Linked DNA regions of Homo sapiens: region 1 is linked to region 2. The links are chromatin loops, found by intact Hi-C in ENCODE. Cell type or tissue: prostate gland. All regions are shown on one strand. Links, peaks and the distances in the headings refer to the core of each region. The heading gives the core; the rest is flanking DNA. Region 1 has its middle 84 kb from the start of CPSF6. Region 2 overlaps CPM (carboxypeptidase M).

Region 1 (11,758 bases), core at 2,273-10,272, 290 kb after region 2:
TCATAAACTATTCTCTGTGAAATATTCCACAGGCTGACATCTGCTTTCTTTTCCTTATCTCCCAAAAGGAGGTGATCGTAAACATAGCTTCAAGAAATTTCTCATACAGCTGTTTCCATTACAGCACTACTTCTCTAGTTTCAGTCCTGAGGATGTTTGCTAGTGTCTATTTATATTCATGTTACCTAAGAAATAAATTTAAAAACAAATAAACATTATGTGATGGCAAAGTTCTAGGCATGATGTAAATCTCACCAAATTAATCCTGTTCACTAAGACTATCCCAAAATGGCTTCAGTCTTGTCCATTCTTTTTACATTATAGAGTTGTCTCGTAACAGCCACTAACTTTAAAGGATTTGCGTTCACTTTTTCCGAGGCCCCTTGCTGAAAACAGTAATAATTGTCTGCATTTTCTCAACAAAGCAGGTCTTTCTAAGGAAATTCTCTTTCAAAATCCAGACAAAGGAAATCCCTTCTACTTATGAAAGGGATTTGTGATTCTGGAACAGTGCCTGATAGTTCCAGAAAGTGTAACTCTAACTGGGCCCAGTGGCTCACACCTGTGATCCCAGCACTTTGGGAGGCCAAGGCAGGATGATTGCTTGAGCTCAGGAGTTCAAGACCAGCCTAGGCAATATAGTGAGACCTTGTCTCTACAAAACATAAAAAAAAATTAACTGGGTGTGATGGTACACACCTGTAGTCCTAGCTACTAGGGAGGCTGAGGTGGGAGGATTGTTTGATCCCAGGAGGTTGAGGCTGCAGTGAGCTGAGATCACACCACTGCACTCCAGCCTGGCTGACAGAGCAAAACTCTGTCTCAACAACAGCAACAAAAGTATAGCTCTTTTACTGAAACAACAACAATAAGTCAACCTGTCACTTGCAATTCAAACTGCCAGGAAATGCTAATAATTTGAACTGCCCAGTGTGCAATGCGTCTGTGTCACAGCATGTGACTGCAATGTTGCCTGTGGGGCAGGTTCATAAAGTCATGGTGAAGACACTCATTCTGGATTCACACTGATCTGGAATCCCAATCCAGGTCCACCAATTATGGTCTCTGTGAGCAAGTTACTTTTTTCCCAAAGACAAAATAAAATTAATTATATTACTTTCTTCATAGAGTCACGGTTAGGATTAACTGAGATAATTCACATTAAATCCCCAGCCCTGGCCTTGGCAAATAACAAGTGTGCAATAAATGTCAATTAATAAGTAAATGAGTTGACCTGGCAGCAGACATGGTGGTAAAGCAGGCTGGTGAGCCACACTTGGAGATGAACGAAAGTAATCCCTGTGCCATAGGAAACCAAGCCAGAATTCATGTTGCAGGTACGTAAAATGGCAGGGCATGCCCCACTTATCCAGTACATCCAAAAATGTTCCTGGCTAATTTTAAGAGTTACTCAATCAATGACAGACTTTAAGGATAATTGAATGTTCTTTGTTTCTCTTGGCAAAATCACAATTTGCAGAATTCTATTTGGCAAGAGACATAGTCCAAAGTTCTTTTCTTTTTTTAAGGAAAATTATTTCAATCACAAGAAGTAGATTGCATGGGACAACCTGTGAGAGTCCTTTCAGGTCAAAACATTCTACATCTCTAACAGCATTGTGCACTGGCATGGAACACATGGTAGAAGGAACGTTCCTGGGCTGTGGGGTTGGACAGACCCGAGCCTGGCCTCCTCCTCTGCATGCAGCTTGATCAAGGTCTATCCTTTCTCTGAGTCTCTCTCATCTGCATAAATGGGGAGAGTAATACCTACCTTAGAGGATTGTTGTGAGAATTAAATGAGAGTATTACATATAAAAGTGCCTGGGATAGTTCTAGGCACATGGTAGATAATGAATAAATGGGAATATTTCTACCTTGCTCTCCAAAGTCACTCAGCAGAGTTACCTGAGACTACGAACCTCCCAGGAGAGCTGTTTACTTAGGGAATTACAGCTGCGGGTGAGACTTTGCCATTTGAGTGTGTTCCCTGTGGGACATATCACTTAAATAGCCCGTTGAGACTTTTTTTTTTTTTAAGAGGAAACGGGTTGAAGAGGGTAAGTCAGTGGTGGAAACTTACGGGTTGGAATGTAGGCACTGGTTAGCTGGCTGCTTTGAGGACATCAGGCTACCCTATATTCCTCCATCCACCCGCCCATTCAATAAATTTTTATTGAACACAAATTCTGTGTTAGCATCAGGCTTGAGGCTAGGGATACAACAGTGAAGAATAAACAGTCCCTGCCCTTAAGAGTTCACAGTCCACTGGGAGAAACAGACAAGAACACAAGCAATTAAGATATAGCCCATTGTGGTCAACGCCAAGGGAGGGGAAGTATAGAATGCCATGGACATGATGAGAACAAGACATGTGCTTTAACTTGTACTATTTTCAATGTACTCAGTGAGGGGTGAGGAAAAACAGATGTTTAAACTATTTTTTTAAAGACTGATATATTAAACACTGGTACATCCATTACAACACTTAAAAAATAAAACACTACAAGGCTGGACACAGTGGCTCACCACTATAATCCCAAGCACTTTGGGAGGCCAAGTGAGGAGGATCACTTGAGGCCAAGAGTTCAAGACCAGCCTGGGCAACACAGGGAGAATTTATCTCTATTTAAAATTTAAAATTTTACAAATCAAGTCATAAACATTAGCTGGGCATGGTGGTGTGTGCCTGTGTTCCCAGCTACTTGGGAGGCTGAGGTGGGAGGATTATTTAAGCCCAGGAGTTTGAAGTTGCAGTGAGCTATGATGGTGCCACTGCCCTCCAGCCTGGGTGACAGAATGACACCGTTATCTCCAAAAAAAGAGTGTTATTTGCTTTGGTAGACCTGGAGCAGATTTTCATATCCAGTTATGTAAGCAGTTGGGTTTCCAGTGATGTTTTAATGCAGTCATTGGTGGACACACTCTGGGAAGCTCTGGCTATGAGAGCACATAAAGTCCGCCCCCTGCTCCGGACATGAGGTTTAAAAATCTTTCCACACCACTGGATGGAAATGTGGATGATTGGTAGAAATTACCCAACTAACGGTTAGAGGTGGAAAGGAGTGACGGCACTATTTCAGGCATAATAAGAAGTATCAGAAGTGAGAAAAAACATGGAATATTTGAGATACTAAATGGCACTTATTTAAATGACATCAATTGCTGGGGCATAGAATTGAAGTGGGAAGTGTCGACATACAAGCCAGAGGAGACAAATATAGGAGAAACTCTGTCAGAGACTGTCCCACACTACAGAATACATTTATGGAAAATAATTAGAGCATGCACAAGTGTGCAGAAACCTGTGGGTAGAAGTGTTAAATTAACGTAGAATTTAAATGAGTCAAAACTCTCGGTATAATTTTTCCTAACATTCCTCTACAATGCCCAAAATGTTCCATATTCTTCATTAATCATGTTCATTATTTATATAATAATGGAGCAAAATTCTCAAACTAAAGAATGATTGAGCTGGGCGTGGTGGCTCAAGCCTGTAATCCCAGCACTTTGGGAGGCTGAGGTGGGCAGATCACTTGAGCCCAGGAGTTCTAGACCAGCCTGGACAATATGGCGAAACTCTGTCTCTACTAAAAATACAAAAATTAGCCAGGACTGGCGGTGCGCACCTGTAATCCCAGCTACTCAGGAGCCTGAAGTGGGAGAATCCCTTGAACCCAGGAGGCAGAGGTTGCAGTGAGAGAGATTGCACCTCTGCATTCCAGCCTGAGCTACAGAGTGAGACTCTGTCTCAAAAAAAAAAAAAAAAGAGAGAGAGAGAGAATGATTAAGTGCATTTCTCCTTGTGACTCATGAAGAACAGTGCACTCACCCTCCTCACTGAGCAGGCGTCCTGTTTTACTGTGATAGGAAAATTCATGGCAGCACCACGCTGTGTGAGGTGAGTCTGCATCTAAACAGGAATATTGTGTCCGACTGGCGTGAAGGCCAATTGATTTTTGTTTCTGGAGTAGGACGGAGTTTGCCCCAGCAAGGGTTTGGGGCCTTCCTTGAGACACTGGCCCCACCACATGCCTGGAAAAGTCGGGAGCGGGAGCCTGGAAAGGAGACAGCAGGGACACTAGGAGCAGGTCAGAGGTGGGCTCCCTTCTTAGGGCAGATGATCAAAGGCCAAATGCAGCAAAGAGTTTCAGTCCAGTTTGAGACCTGCCACACCAGATCTGAACAGAAACGGACACCTCAAGTGCAGAGCACATAGACATGCACAGCTTCAGTCTCCTGAGTAGCTGGGATTACAGGCATGTGCCACCATGCCTGGCTAATTTTGTATTTTTAGTAGAGATGGGGTTTCTCCATGTTAGTCAGGCTGATCTCGAACTCCCAACGTCAGGTGATCTGCCCCCTCGGCCTCCCAAAGTGCTGGGATTACAGGCGTGAGCCACCGCTCTAGGCCAAGCAAATTGTTAATGCTATTAAAGGCACAGTACTGAATGAGATCACCAAGGACATGTGGTCAAAAGAGAAGACCAAGGTCCAATCTCTGAAACACTCCAACTTTAAGAGATTGGGGATAAGAGGAAGAACCAAAGGAGGCCAATAAGAAACCTCCAGTAAGATAAAAGGAAAATGAAGACATTGTGGTATCCTGAAAGTCAAGTGTAAAGTCTCAAGGAAGAGGAGTGGTAACTGCGTCAAATGCTGCTGATAGGTCAAATTGGAGATAAAAATTGACCATTTGATTTAGCAACATGGGGGTCACTGGTGATCTTGATAAAAGTAAATTTGGTGAAATAGCAGGGACACATGCTTTCTTGGCTACGTTAAGGAGCCACTGGCAGAAAAGAAATTGGAGGCAGCAGCACAGGTAGCTGGGCATCTTTTGAAAAATCACGATGCGGATGATACAGGGAATTCAACTGCCCAAAATGAAGCAAAGGAGACAAGAGATGGAAATGTCCCTCAGAGAGAAGCAGGCCTCAGGTAGCCCTTGAAGGTGAGAGATGGCAGCACAAAACCACAAGAATTATTCAAGAGACCCAGGAAGAAGGGGAGTTGGCAGGGTATGGCCTCCAACAGCAACACAGGAGTGCTGGCCTAGCACCCACTTCCTGGACTCAGCATAGTAGGAAGCCACGTGGGCTGTACACAGGAGAGTTGGTAAATTGTCCCCCAAGCACTTGGAAATACATTTCCTTTCTGAGATACAAACATATTACATTAACTGCTCAGAGATATGCAGTCGTCTCAGAGAGAAAAAATGGTTTTGAGGCCAGCAAGACTTGACCTGAGTGAGGGCATTAACAGAGCTAAAAAAAAAAATGTTGACACAAAACAAAAAGTAGAAGTAGTCCTCGATTTTCCCGCGTGCGTTACACAAACTACACTTTGACATATCACAAAGACAACTCAAGCCACCATTTCATAGGCTGCATGTGACCTTCCTTCCCTCAGGTTTCCAGGGGACACTTGAAGCTACCACAAGGTGGCGCTGCCTGCCATCCAATAGTTTATCAATGCCCTTTTTTACCGATTACTGAAATTATTTACATATTTTATTGCCTTTTTTCCTTATTATCTTATAAAATGAGCAAAAATTGGAAGTTATCATGAAGGAGAGAATCTACTGGCAAGGAGGCTCAAGTATCTAGTCTCTTTTGTTTTTACATTTCCTTTGTAAATTAATAAACTGTCATTCTTACTTAAATTTCAATCTCTGTGGAACTTCAATAGTGTAAGTCAACATCCCTAACTACAATCAACTGAATAAAATCACATACTGTCACCTGCAAGGTCAGACCCTGGACCATGGGAAGCCCATCAGGTTATCACTTTGTGAGTCTCTTGGCACATTTTTGGTTTTTCCTATTTGTACAACTCTCGTTTTTAGTCACTATGCACTTTTCCACTTGAAGTGGAAAATTCCACTTCATTGCAAACTCCAGTGCCTAGAAGGGCAAGCCAGTAGCCTAAATGAAGAAAGCAAGCCCTGGGCAAGAATACTGAGGAATATAGCAGGGAGTGGTGGGGACTGTGACAAAATGGAAAGCACATACCTTGTCTAAAGTGGGCTGACACTCAAGCATAGCCGCTTGTTGCCATATGCAAATAAGAGTTCTTTATTGCCAAATCTCTTTGTAAGAAAAAAAAAGGACTTTTATGTAAAATGTTATATTTTTGCAATATTAGCACCCCCCTCAAAAAAATACAATGAAGGCCAAACAAAACATATCTGTCAACCACCAGCTTGAGGCTTCAGTTGTGTAGTATTTATAGATTAGTACATATATAGCACGATTTTTTCTTAAAATATTTTAATCAAAATAATACATGAGCATGGATTTTGCAAAATAGCTTACAACAAAAGGCAATAATCCTTTGTTCCATTCCTTCCAGGACCCACCCCAAAAGTCTCACCACTACCTCTTGATTCATCAGTTGTAGACATTTGAAACACTATTTAATTACTATCATGATACATGAAGATTTAACTCATTTAAAGTTCATCATATTTTTTAGTTTCAACCATAGATGTCTTCAGCCTGAAAGCTGAGTCAGGCTGGGCATGGTGGCTCACGCCTATAATCCCAGCACTTTGGGAGGCCAAGGCAGGAGGATCGCTTGAGCCCCAAAGTTCAAGACCAGCCTGGGCAACACAGTGAGACCTAGTTTCACCTGAAAATCAAAAAAAATTAGCTGGCTGTGGTGCCTTGTGCCTGTAGTCCCAGCTACTCCAGAGGCTGAGGCGGGAGGATGGCTTGGGCTTGGGCTTGGGCTTGGGAGATCAAGGCTGCAGTGGGCAGTGGTGACGCCTCTGCACTCCAGCTTGTGTGACATAGCAAGGCCCTGTCTCAAAAAACGAAAACAAAAAACTGCTGAATCAATCAGCGTTTAGTCAAAATCACAACAGTTATTTGATCAGAGAAAATCTAATATAAAGACTTGTTAACTGTGTAAAATTTAACTGTGTATAAAATGTTTAACAGAAACTGTAAAAAAGACTCTAAAACAGGGTTTCTCAACCTTGACACTATTGGTGTCTTGAGCTGAATAACTGTTGTGGGTGCTGTCCTGTGCAATGTAGGATGTTTAGCAGTATCCCTGGCCTCCACCCAGTAGGTGCCAGTAGTATACCCCTCACCTCCACCAAATTGTGACAACCAAAAATCTCTCCTGGCCAGGCGCGGTTGTTCCCGCCTGTAATCCCAGCTTTTTGGGAGGCCGAGGTGGGAGGATCACCTGAGATCAGGAGTTCAAGACCAGCATGGTTAACGTGATGAAACCCTGTCTCTACTAAAAATACAAAAATTCACTGGGCATGGTGGCGAGCGCCTGTAATCTGAGCCACTCGGGAGGCTGAAGCCCAGGGAATCGCTTGAACCTGGGAGGCAGAGACTGCAGTGAGCCTAGATCACATCACTGCACTCCAGCCTGGGCGACAGAGCGAAACTACATCTCAAAAAAAAAAAAAAAAAAAAAAAAAAACAACTCCAGCTTTTGCCAAACGTCCCCTGGGAAGCAAACTTGCCACTGGTCAGGAATCACTGCCCTAAGGTAGGTATCACAAAAGAAACAAGGGTAGGAAGCAGCTACCACCCCTAGGGCTAGGGGAAGGAAGAGAAGGGACTGAAATTATTAAAACTTAGAAAAGTAGAAGAGGTGACATTTAACCCCTCAGACCCCTTCTGGGGTCTCAGCCTGCTTGGCTGGTGCTGGGGTCTCTAAGGCGGGCACCAGAAAGCTGGTTCTGCAGATGTTGGAAAAACTGGATTCCATGGCTACCAGAAAAAGGACCTGCAGGTTGCAGGCAGAAACAGCTTTGTGGTCTGATGCTCTCTGAAACAGAAGCCTACGGGGAGGAGGAAGTCCCTTCCCTCCTCCAGCCTTGCAGCCTCCCTCGAGTGCCCCCTGGAGGCAGAGCCTAGCAGCGAGCCAGCAGGCTGAGCAGAAACGCGGCTTCCGGAGTCCGAGCCTCAGCATCACAAAGCCGAGGTAGAAAATTGTCTGAAGCCAAAAGACTGGAACTGGTAGAAGGGCCAGGCTCTCTACTAAGGTCTCTCATTTATTACCCCATGTGATTCTCAAACTCTGACGTGCTTATCAGTCACCGGGAATGTGAGACAAAATTGGAAAAGTAAGCAAGAATAATGGAAGGTCATGGCAAGAAGTTTGAACTTCTTCCCAGGAACTAGAGAGCCATTGAAGGGCTTCAGCAGTTAAACTTCATTTATTTATTTATTTATTCTTTTTTTCTTTGTTTGTTTTGTTTTGTTTTGTTTTGAGACGGAGTCTCACTCAGTCGCCCAGGCTGGAGTGCAGTGGCTCCATCTCAGCTCACTGCAACCTCTGCCTCCTAGGTTCAAGCGATTCTCCTGCCTCAGTCTCCCGAGTAGCTGGGATTATAGGCGCCTGCCACCATGCCTGGCTAATTTTTTGTATTTTTAGTAGAGATGGGGGTTTCACCATGTTGGCCAGCTGGTCTTGAACTCCTGACCTCAAGTGATCGCCTGCCCTGGCCTCCCAAAGTGCTGGGATTACAGGCGTGAGCCACTGGGGCCAGCTAAGTTTTGTATTTTTAGTAGTGACGGGGTTTCGCCTTGTTGGTCAGGCTGATCTGGAACTCCTGACCTCAGGTGATCTGCCCGCCTTGGCCTCCCAAAGTGCTGAAATTACAGGCGTAAACCACTGCACCTCGCCCGCAGTTACACATATTTATAGACAACATATTGGATATTTTTTCCTGATGTCTGGTCTTATCCACTGTGAATTAACTCCTACTGGTTTTGCTGTCAGTGTAACCTTATTTCTAATCTTGGGGACATTTCTCTTGAGCCCTCTATGACTCTCATTCCCACAGAGTTAGTGGCTCCTTCCACTCGGCTCTTACAGCTTGCTGTATAGACCTTTCTGTCTTTGTTTCTGTTGTTTAAATGTCTACTTCTCTCACCAGACTGTTAATGCCTCAACAGGAATTGTGTTTTATTGATTTTTGTTTGCCCACATTGTAATCTAATAAGTGTTTCTTAAAAGCTTAATGGAAGGATGAACGAGCAGGAAGGCAAGAAGAAATAAAAATATAAATGTACTTGGAAACCTACACCTCCCAGTCACAGAATGATTTTTCAGATGATAAGGAAATATTTTTGAAATACAGAATTACCATTTAAAGAATAAATAAGTTAACCCTCTTTTAAATTTTATGTGGGTATCTCTGAATTGGTGAAAAATCTAAACACAAGAGAAGATTTTGTTAAGTGACAAAAATACAAACATTATAAGATGCTGCCAATGTTACACTTAATTTAGCTCCTTGAAAGGTGTGTCTATCCAAGTAACATACTCCACGACTCATACAGTAATAATTCTGGGTTGTAGATTAAGACTCTTTTGTTAGCTCCCTCAACTCAATCTTCCTTCCCTCCCTTATTTCTGACATTTCCCGCCGCCCCCACCCCGCCGCCCTCCCCCCCCGCCCCCCACCCCACCCGCCCTGAGTCTCTGTCTTGGCTTCCCCACTTTGGTGGAGGAGTCAATGTCTCCAGCCTTCCACTTTCCCTCACTATTGCTTTCATTTCTCCCTTACAATTCAGCATTTTTTTTTTTCCTGTAGCGATGGGGTCTTGCCATGTTGCCCAGACTGGTCTTGAACTCTTGGGCTCAAGCAATCCTGCCTCAGCCTCCCAAAGTTCTGGGATTACAAATGTGAGCCACCTCACCTGGGCCAGCTCAGCAATTCTTTTGTTGTTATTGTTGTTTTTTGTTTTGGGTTTTTTTGTTTGTTTTGAGATGGAGTTTCGCTCTTGTTGCCCAGGCTAGAGTGCAATGGTGTGACCTTGGCTCACTGCAACCTCCGCCTCCTGGGTTCAAGCAATTCTCCTGCCTCAGCCTCCTGAGTAGCTGGGATTACAGGCACCTGTCACCACGCCTGGCTAATTTTTGTATTTTGGTAGAGACAGGGTTTCACCATGTTGGTCAGGCTGGTCTCGAACTCCTAACCTCAGATGATCCACCCACCTCAGTCTCCCAAAGTGTTAGGATTACAGGCGTGAGCCATCACACCTGGCCCAGCTCAGCAATTCTTAACATTCTCCTGGCATCCCAGTCCCCTGGTTTCCACCAGATTGCCCCAGGCTCTGGCTGGCACTGGAACAATTAAATCCGCCACTAGGTTCGGGTATTGCCTTGAGAAAAGCATAGCTGTGGCATCAAGCAGATTGAGTCAAATCTTGCCTCTGCCACTTTCTTAGCTCTGTAACCTTTGGAAAGTTATCCAGCTTTGCCCTTTTTCTGTATCCTCTACTCTAAAGTAGTTAATAATGTCAGCATCGTGAGGTTGCTATGAAAATTAAAATATAAGTTACATGCAAAATATCAAGCATAGGCTGGGCGCAGTGGCTCACACCTGTAATCCCACCACTTTTGGAGGCCGAGGCAGGTGGATCACAAGGTCAGAAGTTTGAGACCAGCCTGGCCAACATGGTAAAATCCCATCTCTACTAAAAATACAAAAATTAGCCAGGAGTGGTGGTGAGTGCCTGTAATCCCAGCTACTCAGGAGGCTGAGGCAGGAGAATTGCCTGAACCCGGGAGACAAAGGTTGCAGTGAGCTGAGATCACGCCACTATACTCCAGCCTGGGTGACAGAGCAAGACTTCATATCAAAAAAAAAAAAAAAAGTCCAGACGTGGTGGCTCACACCTGTAATTCCAGCACTTTGCGTGGCCAAGGCAGGCTGATCACCTGAGGTCAGGAGTTTGAGACCAGCCTGACCAACATGGAGAAACCCTGTCTCTACTAAAAATACAAAACAAAAAACAAAAAACAAAATTAGCCGGGCGTGGTGGCACATGCCTGTAATTCCAGCTACTTGGGAGGCTGAGGCAGGAGAATCGTTTGAATCTGGGAGGCGGAGATTGCAGTGAGCCAAGTTGGCACCATTGCACTCCAGCCTGGGCAACAAAAGCAAAACTCTGTCTCAAAAAAAAAAAAAAATCAAGCATAATACCTTAGATGGGTTCCTGGATACTGACTAAGAGAGGGAGATGTGTGTGCAGGGGGATTTATTAGGGTTTGCCCTCAGAATCAACAGAATAGGGGAATGAAGAAATAGGAGTGGGCAGAGAGGAAAGTTGAACCGTGATGCAGTCACTCTGATGAGTCAAGAGAACCAATGACCCCACGTGGCTTAAATCAATGGGCAAGTTACCTTGTAACAGCCTTTGGCCCCCTTTGATCATTCCTCCTGGAATGCTTCCTTCATTCAGTTGGTTTCTAGGACCTCACACTCTCTTGGTTTTGCTTTTATCTCTCTGGTTCCTCCTTGATCTTTTTGGCTGGTCCCATCTTTTCTTCTCAACATCTTAATGTTACAGTGCCCCAGAGCTCAGCCTGGCCTCTTCTCAGTCCCTTGGTCATCTTGCCTAGCCTTGTAGCTTGAAATATACCATCTATTTGTCCTACAACTGCCAACTTTATATCTCCAGCCCAGACCTCTGCCCTAAACTCAGGGCTTGTATATCCAACGTCTTCTCTTTCTCTACTTGTATGTCTAATAAATAATTCAAACTTCAGTCTGCGCTTCCATCCCACACCACCTCTACCACCAAACCCACTCTATCTACAGTCTTCCCCATCTTAAATGATGGCAATCTCATCATTTCAGTTGCTTAGGCCCAAAATGTTGTGGTCACCTTTGACTCCCCTCTTCCTGTGGCGCTCCACACATAATCCATCAGGAAATACTACTGTAACCACTTTCAGAATATACCCAGAATCAGACCAATTTCATCACTAACCTTCT
Region 2 (11,758 bases), core at 1,652-9,651:
ATAAGACCCAGGCAAGAGAAGGAGATAATACTCTCCATATTTGTTGGTTCTATAGGGGCAGATATGTTTTCTGTCTTGGACTTCCACAATTACATTGGGTAATGGATTTCCATTCTGATCAAAAACTTGACCCTTTACACCTGCAAGACAAAAATAAAATTAAATATTAATACCATATTTTATGGCATATAAAAATTATTATAAATATTTAAGAACAATATATGCAATATTTATTAGCTAACTCAATGTTGTGAGTTAATATTAAGTGTTAGAGAGGGAAAAAACTTATTTTTGATGTAACTTAAAATACAGTCAAAATTACTAATCTGATTTATAGCTTAAATTTGTTCGTTGTTGAATAGCCCATTTATATTAGTACGTATTATCACAGTGAGAGAACACAGATGACAACCTAAGATCCATTCCTGTCACTTCCAAGTTATTTACTCAGTCACCAAACTGTACTACAACCATTGGTGGATTCCATAAAATCCTAAATAAAAACGGTGTCAATGTATTAGTTACAACAAAATATTTACGTGTGCGAGGGACTCAATAGTTTTGTCTTGTAGTGCAACTACATGGGAAGCAAAATTATAATCACAAGGCTTCTTGGAAGCATGGAATCGATTGGCCAGTAACAGCAGCCAATATTTATTGAGCACTTAGTATATTCCAGGCTCTGTACTAACTACCAAATGAGCATTTTCTCATTAAATTCTCATATCAGCTCTGTGTCATCAATTATTATCATGATTTTACAGATGAAAAAAACTAAGGCTCTGGCTTATTAAAATAACCTCCTCAAACTCACACAGCCAACGAAGTGGCCCAGCCTAGCCGTCAACCCATGATAGTCTCGACAGCCCCTCTCAAAATTTCAGGAGTACAATTTTTAAAAAGCCATTTATATTTTAAGACCTTTCTTATTTTAGATCCTACGTGTCACATCTAGTTTGTTTACTCCAGCGTCAAATCATATTACCTTAAGGTGAAGCTGCCTAAGTCCCCAATAACATAAATGAGAATGAAGAGCTACAATAGTAAGATGATCTTGAACTCTCCCCAAACAGTTATGCTCAATAATTATTTATTAGGGCAGAAAAATACGAGGCACACGTAACAGTTTCCCCCAGAAACGGTTAAAGTGAAAAATAAAAATTTTGGCATTTAGCAAAACAATGTTTATCTTGAACTTCAACAAACTTCTATCTGACCTAGGTTGCCTTTTATTATACTTTCTGTCCTATTTAGTTCCTGACTCTTCATTTTTTGTCTCCTGAGGAGGAAAATGCCACATTTCCTTCTCCCTTTCTCTATACAACTGTGTAAACTTCTATTTTCACTTCGTGTGTTCCTCTTTGCCCTCTCTTTTTTAAACACAGTTCCATTTATATTTATTCCTACTGCTTGATACATATCCTTTTGATGTTTAGGTAGTACCCAATCATAAATTGGTAATAATTTGGTAACCTGATTACGCATTTATTCCTTGGGTTTCAGTGGCATTATTTTGTTTTATTTAATTAATTAATTAACTTTTTGTAGAGATGGGGTTTCACCATGTTGCCCAGGCTTGTCTTGAACTCCTGGGCTCAAGCAATCCACCTGCCTAAGCTTCCCAAAGTGCTGGGATTACAGGTGTGAGGCACCACACTCAGCTTCAATGGCATTATTTTGAAGAGCTATTTACACTGTGCCCCCCTTAGGAGGTCCTTTGATATGTGATAAATATAGCGTGTACCCATCATCATAGCTTGGTGTGACAGAAAGAACCTAGTCAGGTTTTGATTTGAATTCTAGTTCTCAAGTCACTGAACATTCCCAAGCCTCAATTTTATCACCTATGAAATGGGGATAATATACCACCACCCAGGATGGTTGTGAAGATTAAATGTAAGTAACACAGAACAGGAGGATCAACAAACATTAATTCTTGCTTTCCTTTCTTCTTCTTTTTTTTTTTTTAGACAGGGTCTTGCTCTGTCACCCAGGCTGGAGTGCAGTGGTGTGATCAGGGCTTACTGCAGCCTTGACTTCCCATGCTCAAGCAGTCCTCCCACCTCAGCCTCCCAAGTAGGTGGGACTACAGGCACACACCACCACACCTGGCTAATTTTTGTATTTTTTTGTAGAGGTGGGGTTTCGCCATGTTGCACAGGCTAGTCTTGAACTCCTGAGCTCACATGATCTACCTTGGCCTCCCAAAGTGCTGGAGTGCAGGGATTATAGGTGTGAGCCACCAGGCCTGGCTTTCTTTCCTTTCCTCTTATTTGGATTAAGAAAAACTATGTGGTGTGGCGGGGGGAGAATATATTAGATGAATTTCTGGAGTCTTAATTCAACTTTGTTCCACAAAGCAGGAATATGTGAGGGAAGAAGCTATGCATATTATTTCCTTTTCCAGGGCTCTGAGCTAGTTTACAGTCTTCATGCCACTTAGAAAATCCATGCGTTTCAGCAAGGTAACTTGTGCTGGATGGTGTTGTGTCTGTTGGCATCTTTTGTATTTTTTGTTGACTTCCCCAAAACCAACCAAATCGAAGAAAATCAAGTGCATAAAAAATGAAGCAGAGCTATCATTGAAACTGACATTACACAATTTTTTGTTTTTTTTTTTGAGATGGAATTTTGCTGTTGTTGCCCAGGCTGCAATGGCGCGATCTCAGCTCACTGCAACCTCTGCCTCCCGGGTTCAAGCAATCTCCTGCCTCAGCCTCCTAAGTAGCTGGGATTACAGGCACGCACCATCACGCCCATCTTATTTTGTATTTTTAGTAGAGACAGGGTTTCTCCATGTTGGTCAGGCTGGTCTTGAACTCCTGACCTCAAATGATCCGCCCGCCTCAGCCTCCCAAAGTGCTGGGATTACAGGCGTGAGCCATCGCGCCCGGCTAACATTACACCATTCTTTAACATTGGAGATAATGATGAAATAGAATTCAGGGTACTAGTAATGAGTAGTTGGCAGAAGACACCAAAAAAAAAAAAAAAAAAAAAAAAAAGTCATGGTACCCTTTAAAAAAAGGCAGCAAATTTCTTCTTGGCTAGAAGCAGTTACACTTTAATAGAACAGATTTGACTTTTTTGACAGTCACATGACAGTGATTTTGGATGGCCTCAGGGACTTGAACAACACCTACGTATCAGTGTGTGCTGCAGCTGAATCAAGGCTCCAGTCAACCTGCGGTCTGCCTACCCTCAAAGATAGAAAAAGGAAGAACAATTTGCATTTGAAGAAATGTCTGAAAATCTTCATATTCCAGTTTGACCCTCATTCGTCATCCCCTAATAACCCAAAGATTCACTTTCTTTTTTTTTAAATTGAAGTCTCCCTCTGTTGCCCAGGCTGGAGTGCAGTGGCACCAGTTCGGCTCACTGCAACTTTCATCTCCCGGGTTCAAGCGATTCTCCTGCCTCAGCACCCCAAGTAGCTGGGATTACAGGTGCCCACCACCACACCTGGCTAATTTTTGTATTTTTAGTAGAGATGGGTTTCACCACGTTGGCCAGGCTGGTCTCGAACTCCTGATCTCAAGTGATCCGCCCACCTTGGCCTCCCAAAGTGCTGGGATTACAGGCCCAAAGACTCACTTTCATATGACTCTTACCTAAACCTAAAGATGGTTCTTCCAGCTATGGAAGCCTGGGGTATGCGAATATCACTGTTACTGGGCAAACACAGACCATGCTTATGTATGGAATTTATATTCAAAGGAAAACCCCTCCCACCAGCCAAATAAAAGCGTGCTTTAGCTTGTATATGTCTTTACAATATTTTGTCTACATACCACCAAACCTTTTACTTAAGAGGGAAGTAATTGTTTTACCAGAAAATGTGATTTATTTCTATATGCTGAAGTTGAAACATTGAAAAAAAGACTGGTAGACCCTAAGAGACGCAGAGAGAGCCAACACTATATTAAAAAAAAAAAAAGGAAAATTTGAAAAATGCTCAGATACAATACAAATGAGAAGACATAAAATCTGAGATATAAATTCTGTGGCCAGATGGGGAGATACATGGGAGAAATGTAAAGCTCTTTTTCCCTTGGAAATGGATTAGAGCTTCATGAATGAAAAGTCTTGGCTGGGCAAGCACTAGAATTCTGCATCTGTTGGCCACAATTTAGAGTCGGAGCTGGGACAGTACTTAGGAGACTGCTTGTTTGTGCCCATGTCCCCACCGCATGGTCACAGTTGCCTCCTATTTTGGATGTGATAACAGATCCACATCTGTGGCTCACAGGCTTCTGGAACTCAGCACATACCAGATTCTTTTATGCCCAGGTTGCTTAGGTTTCTGGATGCTGTGAGCCATTCCCTTGCTCTCTAGGTTCAGATCTGCTTTGAGGAGTCCAGGGGAAAGACAGGGCCGCAGCAGGCAGGTAACACCGTGTCTGGCTCATCTTTGCTTCTCCTCAGAGACCGGGACAAGCAAGACATTTTAAGCCTCTAGAATTCAGACTTGCCCTCCTTTGCTACTTTGGTTTTAATGTCTGCCGACACCCTCATCTCAACTTGAACCTAGTAAATCATCCTCTAAGCAGGACAACACAGCACCAAGGGGCCCGAGTTTCAGTTGAGGTCTGCAGTGAGTTCTAATTGAAGGAATAACACCACTGAAGCCTTAGAACAGGCTGGTGGGAGGCAAGGCTGATGCTATTACTCTCAACTTTCTGTTGACTACACTGAGATTCAGACAAGTGCTTGCTCAAGATTGCAAACATCGCCAGATGACAAAACAGCTTGGGCTCTACCTAAGCCTCTACCCTCTTGGCAAGGCCCTTCCACTAAAGCAGAAGGCCTTTCCTTCCCAGACAAGGTGGCTCAGAGACTTCCAGATGGGTCAAAACCTCAGAAACTCAGAAGCATCCTAGCAATTGGTAAAATGGAACCAGTAAATGCAATGCAGTTTGACGAATATCAATAATGTCTTTAAACCAGAGCAATACCAATAAAGGGGTGTTTGCTGCCATTCTTCACAAACAAAATATTCATTAGTTTCTTATTGGGCACTAGTAGGGAGAGAACCTTTCTATTAAGTAGTAATAACCACACTGTATTGGTATTTTGAAATATGGTTTCATTATTAAACCATGTTATGCATCTGTCTTAAACCACAAGGGGGCAGGGTTGATGTGCCAATATATGTATTTTTTGAGTGAGTTGTTTGCATCTGATTATAGAGACAGGCAGATACACATTCTTTATAAAACCTAATGCAAATGGGCTGGGCATGGTGGCTCATGCCTGTAATCCCAGCACTCTGGGAGGCCGAGGCCGGCGGATCACCTGAGGTCAGGAGTTCAAGACCAGCCTGGGCAATATGGTGAAACCCTGTCTCTACAAAAATACAAAATTAGCCGGGCATGATGGTGGGTGTCTGTAATTCCAGCAAATTGGGAGGCTGAGTGGGAGAATCACATGAACCTGGGAGGCGGAGGTTACAGTGAGCCGAGATCATCACACCATTGCACTCCAGCCTAGATGACAGAGCGAGACTCCGTCTCAAAAACAAAAAAACAAAACCTAGTGCAAATGGACTGGTAAGCCTTCCAAATTATTAAAAATAATAATAGGTATACTGCAATTTATATTGCCCTTTCCCTGGCAATATTACATCAACATGATACTTCAAAGCCCACCTTAATTCAGTGCTTGGTAAATAATCTTTACAGCTAGATTGAGGTTCTGAAAATAGTAGTGCAGTTACACAGAGCATATTTGATGTTCACTTGCACGCCCATACCCATGTTGATACTGGTGAAGAATGAATTTCAGAAAAGGATAGGCAGAGCCAGTCACGGTGGCTCACACCTGGGATCCCAGCACTTTGGGAGGCTGAGGCAGAAGGATCGCTTGAGCCCAGGAGTTTGGGACTCACCTGGACAACATAGCAAGATTCTGTCTCTATATAAAATTGTTTAAAAAATTAGCTGGATGTGGTGCTGTGCACCTGTAGTCCTACTTACTTGGGACACTGAGGCAGAAGGATCACTTGAGCCCAGGAGTTCAAGGTACAGTGGGCAATGACTGTGCCACTGTACTCCAGCCTGGGTGACAGAGTGAGACCCTGTCTCTAAAATGATGATAATGATAATAATAGTAATAGATTAACAAACTAAAGGATCAATAGAGGTAGAAATATAATAGAAATGTTAGACTAATACATGACATGCCTCATGAGGAAAATCTAGTGGAGAAAGAATTACCAGAATACTAAGCAAGAGAGAACCCAAGACAACGTTTGATGACATAATGAAGAAGGTGAAAGTCCCAATAATAAGTTTATAATCTTTATTAAGATGCTGGTGAGAAAGAACGATATTTCATAACATCCCCTATCACAGGGAGTCAACCTAGTCCATGAACGACTCAGCCAGTTAGACATAGCCCTGTGAGTTTACCAGTAATCTTTGTGTACTTCTCTTCAGGTCAGGGCATGGAGGCTGGGGATACAGGTATGAAAGAGGGCAGGGGCATCCCTTTTAGGGATGTGTGCCGAGGAAGGGTCCTAATCATCCTTGCACTCAGCCCTCTGGCCCTGTGCTACCTTCCCTCATCCTTCTCCATCTTCTTTGTAGCAGGAGGAAAGCTTTGCTGTGAATCATGCAGAAAATTCCGGGAATTATGCAGTTATGCAGTAGGCCCATGCAGCAAACCTTTTCAACACCCACACACACCCACACACACACACACTCACACTCTCTCTCTCTCTCTCTCCATGTGGTATCATAGCTATTATGCCAATTCCTGATATGTTTCTCTCCCCAAGCCATTCTGAATGGAGAAAGATAACTTCACCTCTGTAAATATAGAAGAGCCTTCCACACCTTGCCCAAAGAGACACCACCTGGTTAATAAACTTGAACTGTACAAGATTCCATCATCATCTCTAGCAGTGTGTTTCTCTAGTGCAATGGCTTTCTAAGTATAGCCGCTGGACCAGCAGCATCAGCATCACGTGGTAAGGTGGTCCAAACAGAAACTCCGGGTTGGGGCCTGGCAATCTGTTTTAGCAAGCGCTCCCGGTGAGTCCACTGCACGTTTGAAAGCTATCACTCTCTGCCACATTTAGTCTGTCTATCTGTGATAAGGGCCAGCCAGCCTTCAGCAAACAGGCTGGCAAGATTTCTAGCACCAGGACATCTGGCAGAGTTCGGAGGTGAGAGGGGTTGAAGGTAATGGTGCTAGCTCACCACCCCAATTCTGGAAAAAATGCAAAGTGGTATGTCCAGTGTTCTCAGGGTCCTTGGTACTGCGTGGTGAGTGACAAGCAAACATAGTATTTTTCTAAATGGGAGATGATGTAACAGAGTAGCAGCCTATTTTCCTGATATTTTGCCAGATTTCTAGATCATTCAACATGTAAAATTAGGGGGACTCTGGATGTTTGTTTGTTTGTTTGTTTGTTTTTGAGATGGAGTCTTACTCTGTCACCCAGTCTGGAGTACATTGGCACCATCTTGGCTCCTTGGCGGAGGGAGCAACTTCTGCCTCCCGGGTTCAAGTGATTCTCCTGCCTCAGCCTCCCAAGTAACTGGGACTACAGGCGTGTGCCACCACGCCTGGCTAATTTTTGTATTTTCAGTAGAGATGAGGTTTCGCCTTGTTGGCCAGGCTGGTCTCGAACTCCTGACCTCAGGTGATACACCTGCCTCGGCCTCCCAAAGTGCTGGGATTACAGGCATGAGCCACCACGACCACCTGGTACTCTGGATTTTTATACCCTCATATTAAAGGAACATGCATCATGCTTCCTTTTCTATGAATGAGTGGGCACTGCATTTCTCACACACTGCAGATACTCATGCAGAGAGAATTCTTAACCATCAGATCTGGCACTGAAATGAGGCTATAACTACAAAGCATAAATAAAGGCTTGCGTTTAGTCAACCCAGAGGTCTTGCCAGATGCTCTATTTTGTATTAATAGGGAATTAATAAGAAAATTTTACAAACCTAGGTGCACCTGCTTTATATATTCAATTAATGAGGCTTTGTTATTATTCCAAAAGGATGGAAGCTTCTCCTCACGAGGATATTTACAGCATGACAGCTCCAACGTAATTTCAAAACACTGGGCCCAGATGTAGTTGTAATCTTGCATTCCACCTAAACACAAGCATATTTAATTTTTGTTAGGGTCTAAAATTGGAGTGGAGCCAAGTATCACGTGCCTCGGGGACAAATGAATCAGACAGCTACATGTAAACAGGAAAAAATGAATTTGACATATTAGCTTGTAAAATCAGGGCTTGACATTCTATTACCCAGGCGTGACTAGACAATCCTAAATATTCCCATATGGGTAACTGGATCAGAGCTGACTGAAGTTCAACTGTGCATCAAAATTAAGTGACGGGTGAAGGAAGGGTCCTTTTTTGTTTTTATTTTTTGAAATCCTACATTACAAAAATGATTCTTTGAATTTCATTTCTTTCTTAAATTACATTTTACATGGATATAAGCTAGAATAAGATTCCTTTAAAATATTTCTACAAATCATTTATAAATACACTTACTAAGCAAAGCTAAGCATGCTAATTTGGGGGAATCATGGGCCAACATTCACTATTGCCAGGTACCATATGAAGTGCTTTGTATCAGCTCATTTAATCCTCACAGCAATTGCCCCTACTTTACAGATGAGGAAACATGATCACAGATGTTAAAGAAAAGTGCTCAGGGGTTTTGGCCAGTAAATGACAGACACTGGAGTGCAGGCCACCTTCCGCCAGCACCTGTGGGCTTCCCCAATATGCCAGAGTGCTCCTGGGGATCAAAGAAAGAGTGCTGCACTGCCTCTCAGAGGTGAACGGCCCGGCCCCCTGTGGAGCCCAGGCTGCCACTGCTCATGCTGACTTTCCAGTTCTCTCCTCTGGTCCCTTACTTTCAAAGGGTTTGTTTTAAATAGCAAAACAGGCAGGCATTATGGATCCCTAGCAGATAGCCAGAACTGAGAATGCCAAGCGTGGAGGGGGCAGTTCTGGATAAGGCGGGTCAGGCCTGGCCAACAAAACATCCAGGCCAGGCCAGGCACATTCTTCTGGGCTCCTCAAGGCAGCTGGCTTCACCTGTTTTTTGTCTGAGAAGGATACACAGCTCACACACAGGCACACTGGGGAACAATTCCCAGCAGCAACCGTTTCTAGCTAATTTCCTACACATCTGGATTTGCCTTCGAAAGTTAGACAGTGAACATGAAGGACAGCTCTGCCACTGGACAGGATGGGCCCTTTCTTAGCTACAAATTGTGGAGAGCAGGGACGATGCAGAAGCCCTAAGGTAGGAGAGGGGGCTGTATCTTGGACACCAGAGAGAGGTTTGGAATGCTGCCTGGACCTGTTGCCTATCAGTTGTGGTCTATGCTTATTTATATTACCAGGAAAACTGACAGAGAGCCACCCAGGCATAAAAATACCAGCTTGTGAAAGATTACCTGAAAGCCTGTGCATCCAAAGTGACAATTAGGGAAGGCACCTTTGGAAGTGGCCTGCACGCAGAAATGCATGCCGCAACTTGCTGTTGGTGGGGTCAGGCTAACGAGTCTAAAAGGGAATGTTTTCCCCTGAGGCATGGAAATCCAGTTCCAGTCCGTCTCTCCTCCTGTCCTTCCACCCTAGGTCCCTCCTACCCCGGGTTTCTGTTTATATTATTCCCTCTAATAAGAATATCTCTCCTTCCATGTTGCCTACATGACAATCTCATCCTGTCCCTTACCCGGCTGTCTTATTCCAAGATTGGAGAACTGGGGGCCCTCCTCCCACTGTATCCTGTCTGAAGAGCTCTTTTGTTGAGCCCGCAAAATGGCTTTAAAATCATGATACTTCATGTACAAATTCAGCTTCTCTTTACAAACTGCAAGATCTGGCAGTATTGGCTCCCCAAGGCTGCATGACAATAATTAGCTAGATCTAGTAGCAGCTGTCCCTGTTAGATGGGATGTAAGCATCACATTTCTCCAAGCTCTTCACTACTCCCTATTGTATTTTGGCTCTGTGCACCCTTGGGGTACACTGCACCTTCTCTAAATCTGTTTTTATTCTAATTGCACTGCTATCACAATTACTTATCTGCGTGTCTGTCTCCCCTATTCAACTCCAGGGTGAGGTGTGTGTCTTGTTCATCTTTCAGTTCCTGGCTCACAGTAGGCAGACACAGAATAAGTACCTGAATGAATGAAGAAGGCCCTTGGTAATGAGGAACATGTCTGAGCATCTCTCAAACAATCAGTCATCTCCACTGCTCTTATGATATTAGCTGATAAGGACAGAGTGAAGGGCCTATTGTGCCTAAAGTTCTTTTAACAACTGCTGGATCAAAATAAACCAGCTGGCACTTCTGGGTGAAGGCAATAAGGAGAATGGAAGAAATGAAGAGAAACTCACCTTGGAGTGGATACCAAGAGTATCCATTTGTAACACCATTAGGAAAGTTCATTTTGTTTTTACACTCGTCTCCTTTCTTCATGTTGGGATTTCTTGAAGCATAGGTATGTGCAAGATATTGAAAAACATCATCATCAGGCGTTAAGCTTCGGGAGTATAATGCCCCAGTTGCTGCATTTAAAAGATGAACCAAGACCTTTAAACTGACTTGAGAGTAAGAGGAAACACAAACACCATATTAGCAAAGACATAATCGCATCACACACACATGCTCTAATTTCCCTAGAGAGAAATCCTTCATCCACCTCCTCTATTCTTCTTTCTACTTTATAATAAACATATGCAAGGTGATAGCCCCCAAATAAGTCAGATACAAATCCAAACTCCTAAATCAGCTTAAAAATTAAGTGTCCTCTCAGTCACTCTTGCTAATTTCTGGAGGTAAGGACAATTTCTTTAGGTATTATAGGGGTGAATAAAGCTACTGTAATATTTTGGGTCCTCATCCCACAGAGTTTTAAGAAGAGTCAACAATTATTGTTCATATATGATTAGCAAAAAAAAAAGTGAGTTGTTCCAGTTTTATGTTATTTTAGCCATGTTGTCTCTTGTCAGAGAATCAAAATCTGACTATTTAGATTGTATTTTCTAGAATCTAAATTTCACTAATTCACTGATGCATGTCCAGCTGTGGGTTGTCAGTTCAGCCACACTGCCCATCTGCTGTTGAAGAATCACAGGAAGGATGGCTAGAGTTGGGAACATGAAGCTCTTTTCACCCTGCCAGAGAAGTTAAGAGGGGAAGGGAGAGCTGATCCCCATCCAGAGGCAGAGAGTTTTCAGCCCCACTCTGGACTTAAGAAGCCAGAACTGGACCCGCACCTGCTTACCTTGAACACCATTATCAAATGGGTAACTGGCCACGAGGGCACCACCATGGAGGTTTGCAGAGAGGACAAACGTCTCTGTTTTCAGCCACTTCATGACTGCCACAGTTTCAGGCTGCCTTGAGACATTATTATATTCAAAAGCATCGGGGAAATTTCGATTCAAGTCATACTGGTTATAATTTTCCCTTTAAAAGAAAGAATATTTTAGGGCTTATTGATAGGGCATGAGGGAGTGGATTCTTACAGTGTCTTGCCCTTTGGTTTAGGCTCCAGGTGTCTTTCCAAACGTGAGTATGGGTGTGGTGGATGGCTGCCCTTGTGGCCTGCCATGACCCACACCTGGCACTTACATCCCATGGCATCCCCTGCCTCGTGATCTGCTCTCACCAATGAGATACTAGCTATTGTGATGCAGGCAGAGGTTTGATAAGTGTTTGTATTTGGGACTTCTGCTCTTAGATGCTCCCTTTTGGGA

Evidence for each region. Peaks named below come from ENCODE experiments on the same cell type or tissue, not always from the same donor. Only the 100,000 strongest peaks of a DNase experiment are listed, where the experiment ranks them.
Region 1: it touches region 2 in a loop (4-fold over the local background); 26 of 110 quality-filtered maps call a loop at or near these places.

The regions. Positions count from the first base shown.
Region 1 is chr12:69,149,365-69,161,122 of GRCh38, forward strand. No RefSeq gene overlaps it. Among named protein-coding and RNA genes, the nearest start is that of CPSF6, 84 kb to the right of the region's middle. In prostate gland, for the core only: CTCF peaks have their summits at 5,441 (motif pointing right) and 7,855 (motif pointing left); DNase peaks (open chromatin) are centred at 5,427 and 7,867.
Region 2 is chr12:68,858,932-68,870,689 of GRCh38, forward strand. It overlaps CPM (carboxypeptidase M), which reads right to left. Exons shown (of 9, transcript NM_198320.5): 5 at 11,284-11,468; 6 at 10,394-10,564; 7 at 7,965-8,117; 8 at 1-140. Among named protein-coding and RNA genes, the nearest start is that of MDM2, 57 kb to the left of the region's middle. In prostate gland, for the core only: a CTCF peak has its summit at 5,130 (motif pointing right); a DNase peak (open chromatin) is centred at 5,150.